Linked DNA regions of Mus musculus: all the other regions are linked to region 1. A link is a loop called in an ENCODE intact Hi-C map of the cell type or tissue named here. Cell type or tissue: heart. All regions are shown on one strand.

Evidence for each region. Peaks named below come from ENCODE experiments on the same cell type or tissue, not always from the same donor. Only the 100,000 strongest peaks of a DNase experiment are listed, where the experiment ranks them.
Region 2: it touches region 1 in a loop (4-fold over the local background); 11 of 42 quality-filtered maps call a loop at or near these places.
Region 3: it touches region 1 in a loop (7-fold over the local background); 15 of 42 quality-filtered maps call a loop at or near these places.

What each region holds. Positions count from the first base shown.
Region 1 is chr11:106,300,403-106,305,402 of GRCm38, forward strand. Gh (growth hormone) reads right to left here and starts at 1,494. Exons shown (of 5, transcript NM_008117.3): 1 at 1,338-1,494; 2 at 994-1,154; 3 at 693-809; 4 at 363-524; 5 at 1-164. The coding sequence starts at 1,347. In heart, CTCF peaks have their summits at 2,435 (motif pointing right) and 2,635; no DNase peak of the experiment used is centred here.
Region 2 is chr11:106,363,816-106,368,815 of GRCm38, forward strand. LOC108167929 (a long non-coding RNA gene) reads left to right here and starts at 1,749. Exons shown (of 3, transcript XR_001780342.2): 1 at 1,749-1,835; 2 at 2,964-3,131. It also overlaps a transcript of Scn4a not described here. In heart, CTCF peaks have their summits at 2,744 (motif pointing left) and 4,759 (motif pointing left); DNase peaks (open chromatin) are centred at 1,116, 1,763 and 2,756; H3K4me3 peaks cover 1,112 bases; H3K27ac peaks cover 2,187 bases.
Region 3 is chr11:106,389,538-106,394,537 of GRCm38, forward strand. No RefSeq gene overlaps it. Among named protein-coding and RNA genes, the nearest start is that of Icam2, 9.3 kb to the left of the region's middle. In heart, no CTCF peak of the experiment used is centred here; DNase peaks (open chromatin) are centred at 174, 1,454 and 2,494; H3K27ac peaks cover 327 bases.

The DNA.
Region 1 (5,000 bases):
TTCATGACCCGCAGGTAGGTCTCCGCTTTGTGCAGGTCCTTCTTGAAGCAGGAGAGCAGCCCATAGTTTTTGAGCAGCGCGTCGTCGCTGCGCATGTTGGCGTCAAACTTGTCATAGGTTTGCTTGAGGATCTGCCCAACACGGGGGCTGCCATCTTCCAGCTCCTGTCGTGGGAAAGAAGGGCAGGAGACTCGGGAGCTGTGCCTCCCTCCACCCCAGGACCGAAGGAAAAGCCTGGAGGCTTCATAAAGGAAAATGAAGAAGAAGAAGCCTTCTCAAGGGTCTAAGGGCTGACCGGTAAAACAGAGGACAGTGAGCCCCACCTAGGCTCCAGGCATAACCCCAGGCTAGTCCATCCTCACCTGCATCAGAGCCTGGATGCCCTCTTCCAGGTCCTTCAGTTTCTCATAGACACGGTCCGAGGTGCCGAACATCAGGCTGTTGGTGAAAATCCTGCTGAGGAACTGCACGGGCCCCAGCCATGACTGGATGAGCAGCAGCGAGAAGCGAAGCAATTCCATGTCCTGAGGGGGGAAAAAAAGGGCTGGGGTTAGTGTATTGCCTAGTGACCTCTGCCTGGGACTCCCAGGTTACCCCAGCTTCAGGGAGGAGCTGGTCCCTGGCCTGGAGTGCAGTTAGGGCTGCATGGAGGGAAACGAGGATTTGTGCAGACAAGGCCTGGGACTACTCACGGTTCTCTGCTGGGCCTCCTCCTTGCCTGTGGGGGCCGGGATGGTCTCTGAGAAGCAGAAAGCAGCCTGGGCATTCTGAATGGAATAGCGCTGTCCCTCGGGAATGTAGGCACGCTCCTGGAAGAAGGGTGGTCACTGAGGGACCAGCTTGTGTCTCGTCACCATCATTACTATGGTACAGCATTGGCTAAGATTCCCCTACCCCATAGTTTCCCTCAATGACTTCCTGGGGGCAGGAGTATGGGGTAGGACCTGCCCCTTCCTGCTTCCACAAACGGGCACCCATCTCTGGGGAACTTACGAACTCTTTGTAGGTGTCAGCAGCCAGCTGGTGCAGGTGCTGGGCTCGGAGCACAGCATTAGAAAACAGACTGGACAAGGGCATGGCGGGAAAAGCACTAGCCTCCTGAGGCCAGAGCAGGCAGAGCAGGCTGACGGTCAGGAGCCAGGAGGTCCGAGAGTCTAGAGAGAGACAGGAGGGCAGGAGAAACCTGGGAGCAATGGCCGATCTCTCCCAATCCCCATAGGGACCCAGAGTATTCCCAACATGGCAGAAGTTGGAACGCACTCACATTAGAAGCCTCAGATCCATCTTCAGGGGCCCTGGGTCCCAAACCACACCCAGCGGGATTTGCGCATGCTTACCTGTAGCCATTGCCAAGCAGTGATCTGTCCACAGGACTCTGAGCAGTTTGGAATCTGGACTCTAGGATGCTGGACTTGGTCCCTTGCGTGCCCTTTTTATACCCTACCTGTTTTCCTCGACCCCAAGGCTCCTGCCTTTCCCCCTATACATTTATTCATGGCTGGGGCCACTGACAGCTTGTGCTGATGGATAATTTAGAAGCTCCTCCCACTCATCGCGTCCCCACTCCTCTTCTGCGGTCATGTCCCTGACCTTATCGTCTCATCGCCACCTTTGCCAGGCTTATGGGCATTGGTTATGCAAGATCCCAGCGACAGAGCCCACCCGGTGTGTCCTCTGAGACCATTTTGAATCCAAGGGTAGGATACTCTGGCAGGGAGTAGGAGTTGTTTGTTCACTAGGATGAGGGGCAACAGAGCCTCTCCAAGAAGGCGATGTCCCCATAGAGGTTTCTTTTTCAGTTACATTTGTGTGTGTTTGTGTGTCTGTCTCTTTGTCTGTCCATCCTCAAGTGTGTGCATATAGGGATCAGAAGATAACTTTTGGGGATCGATTCCATCTTTCCATCATGTGGGTCCCAGGGATTGAACTCAGGTACTTAGGTTTGGCTTCAAGTGCCTATACCTCCTTGGTCATTTTGTTGGCCTTATTCTGTCCCCTTCTTCCTCCTATTGTTCCTCCTCCTTGAATCTCTAAATCTCAAAAAAAAAAAAAAAAATGTCCTGGATTTAGAGATGGCTTATATGATAAGGGAGCTTGTTGTTCTTCCAGAGAACCTGAGTTTGGTTCCCAACACCCATGACAAGTGGCTCACAACCACCTATACTCCAGTTCTAGGGGCTCTTCTGATGCCCTCTTCTGGTCTCCACAAGCACTCTCATACATGTGACATAGACTCACACACATACACACCAGTAAAAATAAAAATAACCTAGGGGGGGAGGGGGAGGGGGAGGGGGAGGGGGAGGGGGAGGGAGAGGGAGAGGGGGTGGGAGAGGGAGAGACACTGCTGTTGGGAAAAGAAAGACTTCCTCAGCAGCATAAACTGGTGGAGGGCAACTGGATGTAGTGCTAACACTGAGCACTAGAGGGCACTGTCCACTGTCCACACACAATGCTCTCCCATAAGCTCTAAGGTAACCCTTAGGTCTGTGGAGCACAGGACCCAAACCTGCTCCTTGGACCGGCCAAGCAGCTGTAAACCAAAAAACAAAATTCTTGTAAACGGACTTGGACCTCAGGTGCTTCCCATACAGCCCTGAAGCTTTGGGCACCTCAAAGTTCAGAAAGCTCTTCAGGGTTTTGAGCCTTCTGGCTGATGTGGGAAACAGGGTGGGCTCTCTGAAAGAATCCAATTCACCCACTGTAGCATTCTGCTCCCCTGAGTTTCTCAGGAGGCAAAACCCACACGCTCACATTTGGTCCCATGGCTGACTTGGGAATGTGGGATACACAACACACCCATTTTTCAGAGGAAGAGACTGAGGTTCTGAAAGAACAAATTCAAGCGCTGGTTCTGCTGAGGCAGCAGCTCCTTCAGCTTTGTAGTTCCCATGGTCCATGGCTCAAGGCCCCTTATCCCTAGCACCTGTGTGGTATCACCCAGCTATTTCAGTTTCTGAATCCTTCTGAGTACTAGGTCTTGCCCCTAAATGTAAGGGTGCCTTCACCCCATCTTGTTTTCCCTGGCCCATAGGAAAATGGCCCAGGAGCATGGGTTGCAGATGGGAAAGCCCACAACAGGACAAAGCCAGGGCCAAAAAGGGCTGAGCTATGTCAGCATGTGAAGATCACCAGGACCCGAATCCCCAGCACTCCCTGTGGCTAGATCTCTTACCTTTGGATCTCAGGATGTTTAATGTTTGATCCAGTATGAAAACACACAAGCAAGCGAATCTCTCCATAAGTACTTGGTTGTGATGTCAGCAACCAACATTGAAAAATCATGTCCCTGGGGGCTACAATGTAAATGTCGGGGCCTCTACACCTCTCCCCATGGAGGACCAACAGATATAAACATCCCACAAGCATTTCCCAACAGCTTTCCCTGATTTGTCCAGCACTCTTAGGAGGCTGCTATGGCCTTAAGGGCTAGGTCTGGGGAAGGCTCCAGGGGCTAACCAAAGATACAGGCGCTGAGAAAGAAGGTACCCCTGAGGGACAGGGTTGTTGACATCTTCTCTTGCCACATCAGAACTGAAGTGACCTCAGAATGGAGTTGCCCAGAAGATCTTGGGGGACCCCTGGGGATATCTTTATAGAACATTAGTATTATAAGCTCTAGGCCCAGAAGGGTGAGCTGAGATAAATGTGAGATCAGAGTGAGTTGGTGATCTTTTCTCTAGTCTGGACCATTTTAAGATGTCTGGTGGCAGAGACCAAAACCAGAATTCATTGCTACTAGAAGCTAAGTTTTGACTTAACTTAGGGTTTGTTCAGTACTTCTGGAAAGTTGCCCAATCTTGGTGTACCACTGAGACCTCTGAAAACTTCAGGCTTAGAGGCTGCCAAACAGTGTGACCAGCATCTCTGATCCCAGCCTTCAAAAGTTCAGACTGACAGCTCCAGTTGTCTCTAAGAAATATCCATTTTAGAGCTGGAGTGATGGCTTGGTCATTAGAGAGCTTGCTTCATAAGCATGAAGACCCTAGCCTGGATCCCCAGCATCCAGACTTTGTAAATCAGGGGTGGCTCTGTATACTTTAATCCCAGTGCTAGAGAGGCAGAGACAGCAGGATGCCTGGAACTGCTCTAGATGGATCTATGAGTTTCAGGTTCAGTAAAAGACCCTTTCACTAAAAACAAGGGGCTGGAGTGATAGCTTCAGAGCACAGACTGCTCTTGCAGAAGACCCAAGTTCGGTTCCTAGTATCTCCATGGGGCCACTCACAACTGCTTGTAACTATAGTTCCAGAGGATCCAATGCTCTCCTCCCGTCTCCATGCTCTCCTGCATTCATGTACACACACACACACACACACACACACACACACACACACACTCAAATACACATACATACACACATACACAAAACTTCAAAACAAAACAGTGAAAGTGAAACAGAGTGGACAGTGCTGGAGAAACTGTCTGCTGACTTCTGGCTTCCACACACAGGTGCACACACGCATGCACATACATGAACGGATACAGGCATACACAGAGAACACCCCTTAAAACTTTGGGTCCATGGGCTTCTATGTTTGGAAGCACTTTGTGTTTCCAGACTTGACTGTCTCTGGGATTCTCCAAACCTACTAGACAAGGTCATAGACCTGCTCCAAAAGCAGCGTTTTCTACACCTTGAGGTTCAAGTCTCTGGGTGGAAGCAGTCTCATTTTTCTAATTCTGGTGGTGGGAATGACCTCAGGAGGGTCAGGGGTAGCTCTGCACACTCCTCACTGGGAATATGAAGCCTGCCCTTTCCACTTCTTGCTCTGTCCTCTTTTGGAGGTCAGGATTGGTTATTGCATTCACATACATACATATACTACACAAAAATGCACATACATATTCTTGTTCAGGCTACTTTGGAACTCACTGTGTAGCCCAGGCTGGCTTCAGACTTGTGATCCTCCTGCCTCAGCATCCTGAATGCTGTGTAAGCTGGTACATGAGTCTTAGCACTCAGGGTTTCTCTGTGTAACAGAGCCCTGGCTGTCCTG
Region 2 (5,000 bases), 63 kb after region 1:
CTTCTGTGATCACCAGACACAGGGCCTGGAGTTTCTGTCCTCTGTTACCTGGGCACTGGGTGGGGACACAGGCCTGGCTTATCTTTGGATACCCTGCCTGACATGGCAGGTTCAAAAGTCCTGGGATATTTAGCTTCTTCTACATCCTACATAGTTAATGTGACTGCAAAAGGTAGCATAGTGGCCACTGCTGTCCCTGTCCCTGCCACAGAAGGCCATACCTCCTGCTCTAGACAGAGGACTTGGAGGAACACCCCTACCTACCCCTATTTCCAACCCTACCACACACAGTGCTTACTCAGCCTCCGCCACTGTTAGGATCCTCCTGACACAGCTACAGCTGGTGACATACCTTGTTCCCTAAAGCTCAACCCCTCTCCCTCCCCAACTCCCTGACCTGTTCATTGGCAGGGCCTCAGCAAAGGCTCCCCGTGTGTGCCTCTAGCCTTCCAGGCTCTGCTGAGTGACTTGTTCATGTGCAACCTTCCGGAGGTAAGGGAGAGGAGGGGACAGGTGGAGGGTTCCCTCCCGGGTGGGGGTGGGGGTGGGGGGCTGCCTCCTGACAGTAGAGGCTCTGAACCCTTGGGCATAGCCTAGCCCCACACTGCTCTATCTTGGAGATCTCTACCCACATGGAGTCATATGTTACCCAGACTGGCCTTGAATTCATGGCAATCCTCCTGCCTCAGCTTTCTGGAATTAGAGACCACTACGCCCAGCTAAGACTATAATGCTTTGATACCTTTTACCAAGTTGACCCTTCTGGTAAACAACCCAACTAGTGCTAGCCCCTCCAGCCCTGGCACACCTCTTCTCTATCAGCTATTACTGCCTACCCTCTGTCCTGGTGTCCCGAGGGCTCTATTCTTAGTAAAGGGGGTGAAAGGGGTTGAGGTCCCCTGACCTACATTAGGAACCCATGCATCCTCCTGAGCGTACTCAGGGCTGTCTTGGTCTCCAGCGTTCCCCCTCTGCTGTGTAGGACTACACCTCTGCCCACCCCCACCCCTTCCAGATTCGCTAGGAAAAGAGGCCTGTGGCTGGCAGAGAGGGCTGGAGGAGGGCGGGACAGTGGGCAGAGCCTTGCCTAGTGACAGCCGGGATGTGTCCTCTGCTGGCATCTCACAGATTCCTCTTTCAATAGAGCAAAGGAGCCGCCACCGCCGCCACCCTACCCCCACCCAGCCTCCAGCCGCTCTCCTCCTCCACTCTCCACCTCCCTGCTCCTTAGCAAACAGGCCAAGCCGAGTCACTGTTTTGGTTCCCCGTCATGTCCCTTCCTGAAGAAACTACAGCCTGGGCCCTATCCTTTGGGTCATCCTATGCCTGTCTGGAGCTAACTTTCAGTCACATTTGTAACGGGAATGAGGACTCTTGCTCAGGGAAAGTTCAGCTAGGCAGGGGCAGAGAGAACAGAAGACAGACCAGAGAAGGCAAGTTTGGGGACAGAGAGGGTCAGGGTACAAGGAGGTTTTGACAGGGCAGAGTGGGGTCCGGGTGCAGACAGGAGAGCCGGGCGCAAACAGATCAGCGGAGCGGTAGCAAAGTGGTGACTTCCTTAGACCCATGCTGGGGTTGAGGCCAGGGTCACCTGTCTTTTGGGGTGACCCACCCCTGGGGGAACCAGGCTGGGCTGGCACAGAAAGACACAGTACTCACTGTTGGCCAGAAGCAGAGAAGAGCGGTGGCAGACGAGAGCCCCGGGTGCCGTGCCCACCTCAGGCTGGGGCTGGAGCTCTGGGGGACTTGGCTGGGGGGCCGGGCCGGCAAGGACAGCTGCTACCGCTGATGTCACAGAGTCATGAGTGAAACCTGAGGACTGGGCCAATCTTCAGGTGGGTGCCTCAGCCACTCTTTTCTCTCGGCGTGTTCCAGGCTTCCCCTGCAACTGCCTGGGTTCTGGGACCACACTGACCAAGACACACCTATCCATACAGGAGCACACACTCGCATGCACGAACACACACACACACACACACACACACACACACACACACACACACACGAACTTCCCCCATCCAGGATCTCTCCTAACCTCAACAAACATACGCAGGCTCGTTTTTGTACCCAATCTCCCTGACAGTCACTTCTCCAAGTGTTCACAGGGAACAAGCTGGTCTACACACTCACATTCACACTTACTGTGGTGCACGCTCACATGTGAGCTCACTGCACACTAATGCTGCATGCAACATATTTGTATGCAACACATACAAAGAACCTTTCACACACACACACACACACACACACACGCACAGGCTCACACCACAGACTTGTGCAAGCCTTCAAGTTACACCCCTGCCCCCAAAATCCCATGTTCTCAGTCACACCCATGCCAGATAACACAAACACCACATGTTTCAGACTTTTATGAAGGGTATATCTGTGTGCACGTCCATGAATTCATATTTTCACTAATGTGACTTGCTTGCCAACATACTCACTTCTGTTCACATGAGCAGAACCTGCTAGCTCTACCAGTAGATTTTTTTTTTATCAAGTATTTACCAAGTCTGTACACCCCCAGTGTGGACCCCCACACCCACACACAGATGCACATACATTTACACCCAACTGTTTAACAGGACCACATAGAAGTCCCAAGAAGTATTTGTCTACCCCCTCCCCCAACTCCCAGCTGGCAAGACATCTGTCCCTTCCAGCCCAGGGAGGGGTTGTGGTTGGGAAAAAACGAGATTGGCTTAGCTCCCCTGTTCACTCTGTAGCGGTGGTGCCCCCTAGTGGAGCTGTTAAGAAGTGCCTCAACTCAGCCTGAAGGTGCTGTGGTTTCTGTCTTGTCCTCCTGCTCCAGATCTTCCAAAGTAGCCTGCCTGCCTTGGCCATGCCGTGTCTATTCCTGCTGCAGGCAGTTGCTTCCAGCCCTCAGCAGACTGAACTCTGAGTGCAGTGTGCTTTGGTAGGCTCGGGGAGGCCTGACCAACAGCCACCCTTGACTTTTCTAGCACCTCTGTGGACAGAGCCTCGGATGTCACTGAGCCCCCCTCCTGGGTGGCCCTGTCTGATTGTGGTTACAGAATTTCTTGCTGGGCCTGCGACTCTCCACCTCTCAGCTCCCTCTGCATCGGTGACATGGAGAGCCACTTGAGACTCTGAGCAGTTTCTAAACCCAGGTGAGCACATTGGTCTCTTTTATACACAGCCCCTGCCTGGCTTGGGGTCCTTTCTGAGGAGCAGTCTCTACAGAGCTCTGTTGCTAATGGAATCCTGGCTTCTTCCTAAGGGGTTGCTTCCAGAATGTAGAGGAAAACACAGTTTCTTCTCAGACTCTTCACAGATGGCTTCCCCAAGGCCATTCAGGGTCCTTCTCTCACTTCTAGCCTTGCTGTGGTCTCAGGTCACTAGTCACTGTCCCCTAGACAGGACATTGCCACTTGTTTGTGGGTACTGGGTGGGTGATGTGGTGGTTTGCATGAGTATGGCCCCCATAGGCTCATAGAGTTGAGTGCTTAGTCACCAGGGAGTGGCACTATTTGAAAGGATTAGAAGGATGAGGAGGAAGTGACATCCTTCTTCCAACAAGTGTTGGCTTTGAGGTTTCAAAAACCCATTCCAAGGTCAGAGTCTCTCTCTTCCTGCTGCCTGTGGACTAGGAGGTAGAACTCCCAGCTCCGTCTTCAGCGCCATGTCTGCCTGCCTGCTACCACACTCACCACGTTTTCAAGGCTCCGAAACTGTTTTCTTTTATAATGGGCATGGTGTCCCTTCACAGCAACAGAACGGTGACACAGGCGTAAGAACATCTGTGTCTTGGCGTCATCTGTCGCTTCCACATACATCCCTGCCCCTTTGGTCTCTGCCTCTTTCTGGTCACAGCTCTATGGGGTAGGATGTTCTTAAATGAGGGATTAGAGTAATGGGAGGGGGTCACCGTATATGAGGGAGCAAGGCTGAGATATTCAGTTGTGTGAGCTGAGTACTGTGAGGATCTGGGCACCAGTCACAGCTGAAGTAGAATGGTCGCATGGATACTTTGTTGCAGATGGCAGGAAAAACGTATAGGAGATGAATGGAGCTAAGCTTCCTATTTTGTATCAAGGATTATTGGGTTAATCATATTATGGCTGATGGCACCTCAGTTTCTACCTAGGGTTCAGGTGAGGAGGAAGGCTCTGACGTTCCATCTTGCAGTCCCAGTGGGTAGGACTCTGGAAATACATCTCCACCCCTGAGCATCCCGTCAGCACCACTCACATGCTCACAAGTCCCCAGCGTACCACCAGCTAACACAGAACCACATGCCCGCCGCACTCAAGGACAACTGCAGTGGTAGAAGTCGCCCAGTGAGAGCAGGTAGGCAGGGACAAACGGCTTTCGCTGGTGTGTTTCCTAGACTCCTCCTTGCCCATACATCGTCAGACACAGAATTCTGCAGGCCAATACCTAATTTCTATCACCCCTCAGATCCTGGCTCCTTGCTTCTTTAGAAACTGGGCCCTCACGCTGGACAGCAGTCACACACGCTTTTAATCTCAGAACTTGGGAGGCAAAGGCAGGCAGATTTCTGAGTTTGAGGCCAGTCTGGTCTACAGAATGAGTTCCAGAACAACACAGAGAAACCTTGTCTTAAGAAGAGGGGAGGGAGAGGGGCTGGAGAGATAGCTCAGAGGTTAAGAGCACTGGTTCTTCCAGAGGTCCTGAGTTCAATTCCCAACAACCACATGGTAGTGGCTCATTTACCATCTATAATGTGATCTGGTGCCTTCTTCTGGCCTGCAGGCATACATGCAGGCAGAACACCATATAAATAAATAATATAGTCACAAATAATATAAAATACCTTGGTGTGATTCTAACTAAGGAAGTGAAAGATCTGTATGATAAGAACTTCAAGTCTCTGAAGAAAGAAATTGAAGATCTAAGAAGATGGAAAGATCTCCCATGCTCATGGATTGGCAGGATTAATATAGTCAAAATGGTTATCCTGCCAAAAGCAATCTACAGATTCAATGCAATCCCCATCAAAATTCCAACTCAATTCT
Region 3 (5,000 bases), 89 kb after region 1:
CACAGAGCACCCTCTTCTCTGGCTATGTCCTGCACTCCACTAAAAGTTCTTAGTGACTAAGAATCATCACCCAAAATTTCTTCAAGTCTGTAGCCTCAACTAGCAAGTCATTTACTCCAGCAGGGAGGTTTTGTTTTAACAAGGAGGAAGCCAGGCGCTAGGGGTGGGTCCTGGGAAACCAGCCAGCTAGGTTCACTCAAAAGCAAAGGATCTTGTCCCCATGGATCAGTTTCACAGCCTATACCGGCTAAAGCTCTGGCTCAGCAAAGTCACAAATTAGATCTTATCAGGAGTCCACAGAATGTTCAGTCTGTGAATGAATGCCAACCAAGAATGCTGGGGTCTGCTGACTCTGGAACAATTTCTCTTGGTGCTTTTGTGCCTCAATTTCTTCAAAGCAATTCCCCCCACCCCCCAACAAACGCCCTCCCCACCAGATCAGGTTTCTCTGTGTAGCCCTGGCTGCCCTGATCACTCTGTAGATCAGGCTTAGCTGAATGCAAAGATAGTCCTGCCTCTGCCTCTGGGGTACTAGGACTAAAGTCAGGCCACAATGCCTGACTTCAAATTAACTTTAAAATATCCTGCCATATGTTTTAGAGGCATCTGTTGTAGACATAAATTGGGGTAGACATCTGTATCAGTCAGCATCATATTTTTACAACAAAACACCTGAGGTATAATATATGTGGGTTTTTTCTTTTATTATGTGTATACGTCTGTGTATATCATGCAAGCCTGGTGCACATAGAGGCTAGAAGAGGGCATCAGATTCCCTGGAAATGGAGTTACAGGTAGTTGTTAGCCACCATGTCAGTGGTGGGAATTGAACCCTGGTCCTTTGGAAGAGTAGCTAATGCTCTTAACCAATTATCCATTTCTCCAGCCCTGCTGATCAAACTTAGAAAGGAAAAAAAAATATTTAGTTCAGTTTTAGAGGTTTAAAGTCCTAGATGTCGGGGAGAGGAGGCATTGGTTTAGCTTCTAGGAAGGACGGTGTATGGCAATGATGGACACATATGGTAGGAGTCACCTCTCATGACACTAAGCAAAGTCCTATAGTCTCTTTTGAGATGGGAAAGGACAGCTGGGATGTTCTCGCATATTCTCTACTCTAAACACACACTTGCACTCCACCCTGTAGAGAGCAATCGGGATATCTATGCTATCACTGGCTCAGCGTGGGCACACTGTTAATGGTTTGTTTATTCTGAGTTGATCCCCCACCCTCTTTTCCCTTGGTGGGTAGAGAAGTATCTTAATTAAGGTTTCTATTGCTGTGATGAAACACCACGACCAAAAAGCAAGTTGGGGAGGAAAGGGTTTATTCAGCGTTAACACTTCCAGATCATAATCCATCATTGGAGGAAGTCAGGACAGGAACTCAAGCAGGGCTGGAACCTGGAAGCAGGAGCTGATGCACAGGCCATGGAGGGTGTGGCTTCCTGGCTTGCTTCTCCTGGCTTGCTCAGCCTGTGTTCTTATAGAACCCAGGACCACTAGTCCAGGGATGACACCACCCACCATGGGCTGGGCCCTCCCCCACTGATCAGTAATAAAGAAAATGCCTTACAGCTGGATCTCACGGAGGCATTTTCTCAACTGAGGCTCCTTCTCTCTGATGACTCTAACTTGTGTCAAGTTGACACACAAAACCAGCCGGTGTAAGAGGTGACAGGTGTATACGTTGTTTTAGCAGAGTGAAGAAGAGCTAAGTAAATAATATCCAACGAACCACATGCAGAAAGCAGAGTAAGGTGTTGATCAGGACGGAGAAGGCTAGAGTTTCACAGTAAACTGGAAACTCATTGGCCGAGAGCCCAAATAAGAGGCTGTGGGTCAGTCTGGAATCCTGGGTTACACAGATAATTTGTAAAACCATCGAACAAGAGTTTGTAAATAGAGGCACACAACGGAGATTGGTAGCTCCAGTTGGTATCTGTGTCCTCGTAGCCTCTGTTCAAGGACACAGTGGCACCTGTACTGTTGCAGGGGTTCTTGGAATGCCCAGTTCCAGGATCACCTTCACTCTTCAAGGGACAGGGGTGGCATATATTCTGGCCAATGTTAACTTGTAATGGGAAAGCTTGTGGCTATGGGGTTATTAAAAAACCTATCAGCCGACGAAGGAGTTGGGTTTAGAAAGCTGGGTCCCTGGGGGGAAAGATGGTTCAGTGGTTAAGAGCACTCACTGGATCACAACTGTAACACTAGTCCCATTGGGATCTGACACCCTCTTCTGACCTCTGTGGTTATTTCATATATGTGGTATACAGACAAAACACCCACATACATAAAAACAAACTAAATAAAAACCGTTTGAAAAGAAAAAGGAAAGCTAGGTCTCTTTGTCTCCCTTGGTCTGGACCCCAGCCTCATTTCAGGGGAATCCCACTGCAGGGTGAGGAGTCAGATCAGCATTCAGGCTGGTCATGCGAGTGGCCACACTAAGAACAAGCCACTGCAGGAGATCTGGGGATGGACAGCACATGAGTGCCATCTAGTGGTGGAGAAAGTAAGCATCCTGCCACCACCTTCTCTAAAAGGCATGAGAATTACATCTCTGGGCTGGGTGGCTGCCCCAACGTTCCTTTGTGTTCAAAAGTGGATTGGGATGCAGACGAGTCCCTGAGAAACTGTGTTTTGAGAAAGGATTTCACCCTGTAGTCCAGGCTGGCCTGAAATTCACTGGATAGCCTAGGTAAGTTTAGACCTCATGGCAATCCTGCCTCAAGCCTCCGAAGGGTGTGAGTCACCAGGCAGTTTGGTAATCTTAGTTTTATTTATTTGTCTATGTGTTTTGTCTGCATAAGGGTATGTATACATGAGTCCAGGTGCTCACAGAAGCCAGAAGAAGGTATTGGGTCCCCCTGGAACTGGAGTTACGAGTGACTGTGGAATATGCCATGTGGGTGCTGGGAACTGAATTGGGTTCCTCTGGAAACCAGTATGCTCTCTCTCTAGGCCCCCGAGGGACTGTTTTTAAGGAGAATAATATAGACGTAAAAGAACACATCCATAAACATCCAGGAACTGAAAAGCTGAGAAGAGGACATGCAGACATGCAGGAGGTGCCTATGAGGACCAGGCTGGACTTGAACTCCTCCTGGCAATCCTCTTGCCTCAGCCTCCCCCACCCCACCCCCTTTTTTCTCCCCCCCCCCCCAGACAAGATCTTACTACACAGCCCTGGCTGACCTGGAACTGGCTATGTAGATCAGGCTGACCTTTAAACTCACAGAGATCTGCCTGCCTCTGGAGTGCTGCGATTAAAGGCAAGTATGACCACGCCCAGCCCCTTTTCTATTTCACGGCTAAATAAAACCAGTGAGCTCAACTGGAGACTAGGAGGGAGGATACACTCTTTCCTTTGGAAGAGCCCAAGACTGCATGTTTGGCAAGGGGAAAATCCAACAAGCACAGGGTTTACACAGCTTGTTTGCTTTTTTTTTTTAATTATTAACTGAATCTTTTCTTTTTATTTATCTTGTATACATGAGTACACTGTCATCGCTGTCTTTAGACACACCAGAAGAGGGCACTGGATCCTATTACAGATGGGTGTGAGCCATCACGTGGGTGCTAGGACTTGAACTCAGGACCTCTGGGAGAGCAGGCAGTGCTCTTAACCGATGAGCCATCTCTCCAGCCTGGGGTTGTTCTTTTTTTAAGCCAGTGAGCAGCTGCAAATAGAGTCATCCTTTGTGGTGGGGCCTGGCAGCAACCCTTTTGACCTCCTTGGTCGTTTACAGGGACTGTGATCTCTCACTGTGGAGGGAGAGACAGTACTGGATCCTGGCTTTCCCAGACTCCTTTGCTCCTCCCAGACTACTCACGCCTGTTACTCTGGAACTCGGTGGAGATCAGGATGGCAGTTCCTGGAAGTAGGGGCTGGGTGACTGACTGTAAGGATATCGTAGAGTTCTGAGGCATAGACCTGGCCTCCCTCCCAGTCTACTTGTCAGTCGCCTTTCTAGCTGCCCTGAGGCCAAAGGAATGAACTACTTACTTTGTAACCAGAAAACAGAGGAAGGGGAGGTGGCCAAATCCTCTTAAGGGCACACTTGGAAACTACCTAACTGTCCCCCTCCTTGCACCACCACTCACAGAATTGAGGTCTCTACCACCTCCCAGTAAGTGTCCTTCTGGGGACCAAACCTCAATAGGCTTTTTTGGGTCATGGAAGAGGTTGGTCTCCTGAGGATGTGGCTGGGTTCAAGATTTAAAACTTGAAAAGATATGACCACAAGCCTCAGGACCTTCTAGGCTCCTGAGGCATGAAGTAGGAGGGATGGTTAGCATCTCCAGTGTCTGACAAGATGTTCTGAGGCTAGTGAGGTCCTGGGGTGTGCGCTTTGTAAACAGTCCTTGACTTGGGGCAAGAGCCCTGGGAGCCTCCATGACTTCTCTAGACAGGAGGATGAGGAAGCACAGGGAGATTCTAAATGGACTGCAGGCTGCATTGGCACATCCCGTGGGGACATGGCTGTCGTGTGAGCTGCTAACATGGTCCAGGTTGGACGGTCCCTCTTCCCTAGTGCTTTTTAAAAATTAGTTATTTTATTTATTTACATTTCAAATGTTATCCCCCTTCCCAGTTTCCCCTCCACAAGCCCCCCTCCCCTCCCCCTGCCTCTATGAGGATGCTCCCCCCCCACTCCTGCCTTAGCAGCCTAGCGTTCCCCTATCAAGCCTCCACTGGACCAAGGGGCTCCCCTCCCAGTGATGCCTGATAAGGCAGTCCTCTGCTACATATCCAGCTGGAGCCATGGGTTCCCCAGTGTACTCTTCAGTTGGTGGCTGGAGTTAATCTTCTCTCTTCCCAGGTACCTTAGTCCAGAATCCTATTCACTTGGAAATCTAATTCCCACTCTGAAGTAGGTTGGTCCCAATGGGCTACCTTCCTGAAATTCAATAAAGGGCGCTTCAGGAAATTTCCTGAAACATTCCAAGGCAGTTTTTTCTTCAACAGCCCCCAAGGAGGATGTTATAGCTCTGGA